Linked DNA regions of Homo sapiens: region 1 is linked to region 2. Evidence: read pairs that join two places in POLR2A ChIA-PET (ENCODE). Cell type or tissue: B cell. All regions are shown on one strand. Links, peaks and the distances in the headings refer to the core of each region. The heading gives the core; the rest is flanking DNA.

Region 1 (4,402 bases), core at 206-4,205, 200 kb after region 2:
GAGCAGCTGCTGTGCCTTGGCTTCTTCCTAAGGTGCTTTTAAAGCTGGTGACCAGCTTCTCTGGATAGTTTCTCTTTTCTCTTCCAGCACGCCATGAATGTGATTGGGATCTTTGCAGAAGAGCAAACGCTGGTGTTGCAGATAGTGGCGGGTATTCTCCACCTGGGAAACATCAGCTTCAAAGAAGTTGGCAACTACGCGGCTGTGGAGAGTGAAGAGTGTGCGTAGCCCTGGCATGTGGCCATTGAATGAGGGGTGGCTAGCTCTGATTAGAAGTAACCTAGCACTTTCCTTTGCTTAGATCTCAAATGGGAATATTGGGAAGAAGTGATAAATCTACATGTCCTCTGTGGCAAACAGAATGGCTTCACGAGAGACCAGACCTCTTCTATGCACCTGTCCCTGTCCTTACCCCCAGCCTTTCCAAGTCCCACACCATCGATTATTAATGGAATCGTTTCAATTTATCATTAACCTGGGGAAAGCTGGGAGGATTTCACACCTTGGTTTAAAGATAAAGTGATCTCTTTAATGGGGATTAGAGTAATGGCTTAATGCAAAAGATTTATTGTCTTTATCAAAACCTTTTCAGTAACTGGTCTTTAGGATCTAAATTCACTTACAGGTTTTAAAGAGCAAGCAATATAATATATGTAAATATGGGAAGCTCACAGCTTCACAGTTTGTTCCATGGATTGGATTACATTGGATTTCTGAACACAGAAAAAGATGGACATTGACTGTTGTGTTGACATTTCTGATGATCACTTTTAATGATCACATCTGTATACCTGGAGCCTCAACACCTAAATGGTCGTTTTTACTCTTTGAGAAAAAAAATCAGGGTTCTTCCTACAGAGAGGTGCTGCTGGTTACATGTGCCCAAAATCTACCATAAATACAGCGGCACATGACTTTAGCCTCTTAGGCATCAACAGCTTGCAGGCTGCTCTCAGAACCCACACATCCTTTAACCACCCAGGAAGACATTCTTCCTTTCTCAGCATTCTTTAAGGATGATAAATTTAGATGCTTAGTAATAAATAGCATCCCACTCATTGCTGACAATGCAGTGGGGATATTTCCATTCCAAATAAGGTTCTTTTTTTATGTTTTTGTTTTCTTTTCTGATAAAAGAGGGAAGTTCTGCTAACTTCTGATGTCTATCTGATAAAGAAAAAGATGAATTATGTTTACCAGGGAAGGGAGTAGAAAACAATAAATATACAGGGTGTCCATAAAGTCTAAAAACATGACCTAATAATCATAATAAGGATAACTATGTTTCTAAACTTTGTGTACATTATCCTTGACATTTAACAAATGCACATATATTTCCAGTAGGATCATTAACACTTGGCCTTTTAATTGTAACAGTGTTGGTTTGGTGGTAGTTTCTGTTGAAGTAGACTGGATTTTTTTTGCCTTCTTGGATAGTAAAATAATTTACTGCCTCTTTATGCTTGAAAACAAAATCATGACACTGAAACAGCAAACACTTCCCTAGATGTTTGAAACAAGAAGTGTTTTATTGCACATTGATGTCCAGAGTTAGTAGTCTTCTCAGCCAGATGGGTAAGGCCGAGCACTGGCAACTGCCCATGAAATTCCCTGACTAGAGGCGATGGAGGCATGGAGATTGGAAAAGGCTGAGATGGAAGCCAGAGAGGTCCAGGAAATGGGCCTCCCCCTACCAATAATTTCCTTTGATTTGGGGTTTTGTTCATTTGGTAATACATTAACGTGGCTTGAGGGGGTATGCAGTGAAAGTTCTCCCTTCTATACCTTTTCTAGTCCACTTGTTCCCCTCGTCAGAGGTAACCAAGATTCTCAGTCTCTTGTGTTCCCTTTAAAGGATGTGTGTTCCAAAACAACTACACACAACCACTCCTTTTTCTCACTTTTGTGCAATATTGGGGGCTTATACTGCAATGTTCTACAGTTGCTTTTTCACTTAACATGTGTCTTAGGCCAGGCATGGTGGCTCATGCCTGTAATCCCAGCACTTCAGGAGGCTGAGGCAGGTGATCACCTGAGGTCAGGAGTTTGAAACCAGCCTGGCCAACATGGTGAAATCCTGTCTCTACTAAAAATACAAACATTAGCCAGGTTTGGTGGTGGTGCGCACCTGTAATTCCAGCTACTCTGGAGGCTGAGGCAGGAGAATCGTTTGAACCCTGGGCAACGAGCGAGTCTCCATCTCAAAAAGGGAAAAAAAATTATGTGTGTGTATATATATATAATATATATATAAATTTTATATATATATTATATATATAATTATATATATAATGTGAGATGATGCTATATCAATTCCTAAGGAGCTTTATCTTTTTTTTTTTTTTTTTTTTTTAAGAGATGGGGTCTTGCTTAGTTGCCAGGGCTGGTCTCGAATTTCTGGCCTTAAGTCATCCTCCCGCCTTGGCCTCCGGAAGTGCTGGGAATCGAGGATTGAGCCACTGCACCTGGCTGTCCTTTTTGTAGCTGCATAGCATTCCATTCATTGGCTACACTTTATTTATCTGTTGTTGGACATTAATATGGTTTCTGATCTTCTGCTGTTACAAGACTGAATGAACACTACTGAAAGGAATAGCCTTGGTTTCTATCATCTTTCTCATATTTTAGTATATCTATGGAATAAATTTGTAGAGGGAAGTGGTAGTCCATGCCTTTATAATGGAAAAAAGCAGACTTTCTCTTGCTCTTGCAGTGCAGAAAAAAAATGGAAAAAAATGGTAAGATTTTCATCAGAACTGGCCTACTAAAGCAAAATAGCCATTAATAACAGCAAGCTTTTTTGTTTTATTTTGTTTTTTGTTTTTGTTTTGAGACAGAGTCTTTCTGTGTCACCCAGGCTGGAGCGCAGTGGCGCTATCTCGGCTCACTGCAACCTCCACCTCCTGGGTTCAAGCAGTTCTCCTGTCTCAGCCTCCCAAGTAGCTGGGATTACAGGTGCGCACCACCACGCCTGGCTAACTTTTGTATTTTTAGTAGAGATGGGGTTTTGCCACGTTGACCAGGCTAGTCTCAAACTCCTGACCTCAGATGATATGCCTGCCTGGGCCTCCCAAAGTGCAGTAATTAGAGGCGTGAGCCACCACACCTGGCCAAACAAGCTTTGTTTTTTTTACCTGACCTTAGACTAATGGAAATGTAGCATTTCCCTGGTCAAACCTTTACGTTGCTGTGAAGCTAAACAAACTAAGAAATCCCTTCTTAGTTGGATATGTTGGTGAATGTCTCTTGATTCTCACAACAACCCGACATGGGTCCAGTCTGATTTATGAATGTCATCTGTCCTTACTCTGTGCACAGGAGTGCAACTCTGTGAGATGAATGCACACATCGCAAAGAAGTTTCTCAGAATGCTTCTGTTTAGTTCTTCTGTGAAGATATTTCCTTTTCCACAACAGGCCTCAAAGTGCTCCAAATATCCACTTGCAGATTCTACAAAAAGAGTGTTTCAGAACTGCTCAATCAAAAGAAATGTTCAACTCTGTGAGATGAATGCACGTTTAGTTCACTGGAAGACATATCCAGATTCCTAGACATGTGTTAACAGTAAAACTAAACTAAGGATAATGGCCATTTTCAGATCAGTGCATTTGATTTTGTTTACATGTCCTTTCTAAAAGGAAGCCCTTCTATTGCTCAAAGCATTTTTGTGAAACACTCATATAGAGGATAAATGTCTTGTTCTGGCATTATACTTTTTCAAAATGTATTCACTGACTTAATCTCATTGGAAGGTGTATACTGAGAAATGTCAGCCCGTTATATTCTAACACCATCTGTGAAATTCAAACAGATTATCCTTTATTGGGAGGCTTGTGATTTTTTAGCATTATCATAAGGCCTTTAACAAAATTCTTTTATCAGATAATTTTGGTAAAGCATTATGCAGAAAAAGAAAACTCAGCCAAGTTCAAAATTTGCATTGCATCTATAAAAATCTTTCATTCATATTGGAAAAATCTGAGCATTCTTTCATGTCAAAGAATGGTGTCATTTATTTATATGAGAACGTTCTGCCCAGAAATCAAGAAAACCCCATTTATATCACTAGCCCTCCTTGGTAAGTTTCATGGTCTGAAACAAGATGTTGAGCTATGGAAGTCTCCGTTTTTCTATCCAAAGACCACAGACTGCCATACCATGTGACATTAGGGCAGGATATGAACAATACCATCCCCTTCATTTCACTCCATATGCTACCCTCAGAGGAATCTTCTTATAATGCCCCTCTTTATTAGCCATCAGGCCCCCTTTTGCCTCCAGCCCAAATATATCATACCATTCAAGGACCCCCAGCATTGGAATCTGTCCTAACCTTTTAAATCTGACCTGAACTTTCACCTGTAGCCAGTGCTAGTCCACACACTGTAGACCGTCTCGTCTT
Region 2 (4,402 bases), core at 239-4,238:
AATATGTTACTGAGTGTTGGTTTAATGAAAGATTGCTATGTCACTCTATTGAGAAGCTTAGGGGGGAAGTGTATGTGGCAGAGGTATGTCGAGGCGTGTTGGAGAACTAAATCCTCACCTTCCTTAGTAGGAAGTGACTAGATAATGTCTAACAGTAAAAGATGAAGAAACATCAGTATAAGCAAGTTTGATTTTATAAACTGAGTACATGTATTTCTTTGTTTGTTTGTTTGGGTGTTTTTGAGACAGAGTTTCGCTCTTGTTGCCCACGCTGGAGTACAGTGGCGCAATCTCGGTTCACCGCAACCTCTGCCTCCTGGGTTCAAGCGATTCTCCTGCCTCAGCCTCCCAGTAGCTGGGATTACAGGCATGCGCCACCACGCCTGGCTAATTTTGTATTTTTAGTAGAGAAGTAGAGACGGGGTTTCTTCATGTTGGTCAGGCTGGTCTTGAACTCCCAACCTCAGGTGATCGCCCACCTCGGTCTCCCAAAGTGCTAGGATTACAGGCAAGAGCCATCACACCTGGTCAGTACGTGTATTTCTTAGAGCCAATTTTTTTTTTTAATCCAGAGTTAGGAGAAATAAATTATAGAATATTTTAAAAGTACTTGTACCTATTATTTTGAAATTCTTCTGGTTATTTCTTTAAGAGTCTTACTGCCTTTATTCCCAGGACATAATTTCTGTATTTCTGTTTTGGAGACAATTCAAAAAGTGTGGTTAGCAAACCACAATTCTTCCACTTTAGAATGGCATTATGAAGCCTTTTTTAGAGGACTAAAGACTAATTTAAAAACTAATTTTGTTCAAAAGAACATAAACTCATTGACTGCATAGCAAATTGTTCCAAATATATTTTAATAACTTTCTGACCAAACAAAATCAGAAGATGACTTTTAAGTTCAGTTTGAGCCCATTAAAAATAGAATAGCCAGCTGGGTGCAGTGGCTTATGCCTGTAAACCCAATAGGAGGCCAAGACAGGAGGATCGCCTGAGGCCAGGAGTTCAAGACAAGCCTGGGCAGCATAGTGAGACCCCCATCTCTACAAAATAAAATAATTATCCAGTCATGGTGATGCAGGCCTGTAGTCCCACTTACTCAGGAGGCTGAGGCAGGAGGCTCACTTAAGCCTGGCAGTTTGAAGCTGCAGTGAGCTATGATCATGCCACTGTACTCCAGTATAAGCAACAGAGTGAGATCCTGTCTCAAAAACAAACAAATAAACAAATAAAAGAATAGCCAAGGCAAAGCCTATTTTACTAAAACAAAAATATTTTCCAGATAGAGTATTCATTTAAAGTACGATTTTTCTGTGTGTAACTGTAATAATACTTTATAAAGCAATAAAAAAGAAAAAAACTATTTTAGCAATTTTTAAATAAGGCTTATGAATAACAGAAGGTCAGGGGCCTTTTTCCATAACTCAGATAATTAAAATAATTATCTGCTGAACACATATTACATGAATGGTAATGAAAAAGAAGGACTCCAAGATTCAAAGACTTGCATTCAAATTCTGGCTTCATCTCTCACCAAGTCGATGATTTGGGGTAAGTCATTTTATTTGTTTGAGCCTCAATTTCTTCATCCATCAAGCACCTAGACTGTATCAGGCACTATCATAGGCACAGGGACACTGTAGTCATTGCGTGGTCTATGCCCTCATGGAGCTTACATTCTAAGGGGAAAAATTATCCCAACACTTTGGGAGGTTGAGGCAGGAGGATCTCTTGAGACCAGGAGTTTGAGACCAGCCTAGTCAACATAGCAAGACCCCATCTCTATAAAATAAAATTAAAATTAAAATTAAATAAAAGAGGGAAAAAGAGGAGTACCAGAGGAGAATGTATGTTGAAGTTTGAAAGTTGCAGTAAATAGTTTTGGTTGTATTTGATATAAGCCATGGAATGGTTTAAGCAGAGGAGTAACTGATCTGATTTACTCTGGTGGCTGTTTTGAGAACGAATTACGAGGGCATAAGAGAAGGAAGAGAAAGTAGAGAAACCAGTTTTAAGGCTATTGTAGTAGTGAGGTATGACAGTGGCTTGGATTACAATGACTGCAGAGGAAATAGATATAGACACGGTGGACTGACTTTGACTAGAATGCAGAGGTAGAGTTCAGCGAACTTGTGATGCAGGAAAAGAGGAAAGAGAAATCAAGAATTTTTTCTGGCTTTTCTTCTATAACGTAAGCAAATAGGTAAATAATGATGCCATTTATGAAATGGAGAACTCTGTGGGAAAAGCAGATTCAGTGGTGGATATCGAGAGCTTAGTTTTGGACTTGTCAAGTATGTAATGCCTACCAACTTCTAGGAAAAAACATCAAGATGGCAGCTGGAACTGTGAGTCTGAAGTTTTGGGGAGAATTTGAGCAGAAGCCATCCTTTGATTAGCATTAGTATACAGGAGATACATAAAGCCCTGTGATTGGATGAGATTATCTAGGGAAGATGTGCACATGGGGAAATGTATGGGGTTCAGAATGAAGCCCTGGGCCAGAGAAGGAAGAACCAGATGCCAGAAATCAAGAACCAAGAACCAAGGAAGGAGACTGAGAAGAAAGAGCCTTCATAGTTGAAAGAAAACCAGGAGAGTGTGGTAACACAGAAGACAAAAGAAGAGTTTCAAGGAGGGTATGAACCCTCTGGTCAGCTGGGTCAAAGGCTGCTGAAAAGTTCCAAAAGGTATAGCCCAAAAAGTGAGTGATGAACGTGGCAACAAGGAGGTCACTGGTGACCTTAATGAGGGCAGTTTGGGTGCAATGGTGGGGACAGAATCTCTACTGGAGTGGGCTAAGGAAAAGATGGGAGGTGAATGAGAATGTAGTGACCACAGGCAATGCTTTCAAGAAGTTCCGCAGTGAAAGGAGCAGACAAATGGGAAGGTAGCCAGAAAGAAATGATGTGGGGTCAAGATAAGTTGTTTCGTTCTTTAAAAAAATGGAAAATGTTAACCTAGGTTTCCTTTCAGATAGGAATGATCCAGTAAAGGAAGAGAAATCAGTGATATAAGAGAGAGGCAGTAATAGTTATAAATCATGTTTAAAAATCCTGACCCGTGAGTAATTAAATATAAGTCTCTTACATTATATGAAAAACTTTCAGCATGAAATCTCCTTAATTGTGAATGGTTCTATAAAAATTTCTGTATTTTGTTAGCTTCTCATTCCTTATTTCCAAATATTTAACCTTGAGTTTATGTGTATCCATTTTATTGCTTCCTAAGAGTTTACGTTTCTCCATAATTCCCTTTTGTCACATATAATAAGTCTGTGTCCACAAGAAACGTTATTGTGCTGTGATTTAGAGGTCAAGTCTTGGAGTCAGATTGACTTGGATTAAATCTCAGCTCAGCCAAGCGATAACTCTGTGACCTTGGGAAAAGTTTGCTAAAATCTCTGAGCTGCAGTGTCCTTTTCTATCAAAAGTTAATAATAATACTCATTTCAGACCAGGCGCGATGGCTCACGCCTGTAATCCCAGCACTTTGGGAGGCCGAGGCAGGCGGATCACGAGGTGAGGAGATCGAGACCATCCTGGCTAACAGGGTGAAACCCCGTCTCTACTAAAAATACAAAAAATTAGCCAGGCGTGTTGGCGGGCGCCTGTAGTCCCAAGCTGCTAGGGAGGCTGAGGCAGGAGAATGGCGTGAACTTGGGAGGCGGAGCTTGCAGTGAGCCGAGATCGCGCCACTGCACTCCAGCCTGGGCGACAGTGCGAGACTCCGTCTTAAAAAGTAAAAATTAAAAAATAAAAAATAATAATAATACCTATTTCATTAGGTTGTTGTGAGGATTGGAAAAGAAAATATATACAAAGTCTCTCACATGTAGTAAGCATTCCATAAATAACAGCTGTTACTATCATTATTATCATTATTCCATAGGCAAATAAAAAAGCAAAGTGAAAAAATATTCATACAGTTAAGAAATTTACCATTTAAAACTTAAATTAACTTGTGAATTCAATAAATGACAGAAATTTCTTATGAACCACTCAAGGAATCTTTAACTTTACTTTCATGCAGATTTCATTTAACTATGTTTTAAATGCTTTGAAACTAGATAGAGGTGGCTGGGCATGTGGCTCACGCCTGTAATCCCAGCACTTTGGGAGGCTGAGACAGACAGATCATGAGGTCAGGAGATTGAGACCATCCTGGTTAACACAGTGAAACCCCGTCTCTACTAAAATTCCAAAAAATTAGCTGAGCGTGGTGGCAGGCACCTGTAGTCCCAGCTACTTCGGAGGCTGAGGCAGGAGAATGGCATGAACCCGGGAGGCGGAGGTTGCAGTGAGCTGAGATCACACCACTGCACTCCAGCCTGGGTGACAGAGCGAGACTCCACCTCAAAAAATAAATAAATAAAATAAAATAAAAAGAAAGAAACTAG

What was found. ChIA-PET counts read pairs that join two places held together with the same protein. Peaks named below come from ENCODE experiments on the same cell type or tissue, not always from the same donor. Only the 100,000 strongest peaks of a DNase experiment are listed, where the experiment ranks them.
Region 1: POLR2A ChIA-PET joins it to region 2 with 6 read pairs; 4 of 35 experiments call an interaction of 5 or more read pairs at or near these places.

Annotation. Positions count from the first base shown.
Region 1 is chr15:59,218,877-59,223,278 of GRCh38, reverse strand. MYO1E (myosin IE) reads left to right here. Exons shown (of 28, transcript NM_004998.4): 9 at 88-220. Among named protein-coding and RNA genes, the nearest start is that of LDHAL6B, 14 kb to the right of the region's middle. In B cell, for the core only: no CTCF peak of the experiment used is centred there; no DNase peak of the experiment used is centred there.
Region 2 is chr15:59,422,453-59,426,854 of GRCh38, reverse strand. It overlaps a transcript of FAM81A not described here. Among named protein-coding and RNA genes, the nearest start is that of FAM81A, 14 kb to the left of the region's middle. In B cell, for the core only: no CTCF peak of the experiment used is centred there; a DNase peak (open chromatin) is centred at 2,074; H3K27ac peaks cover 336 bases.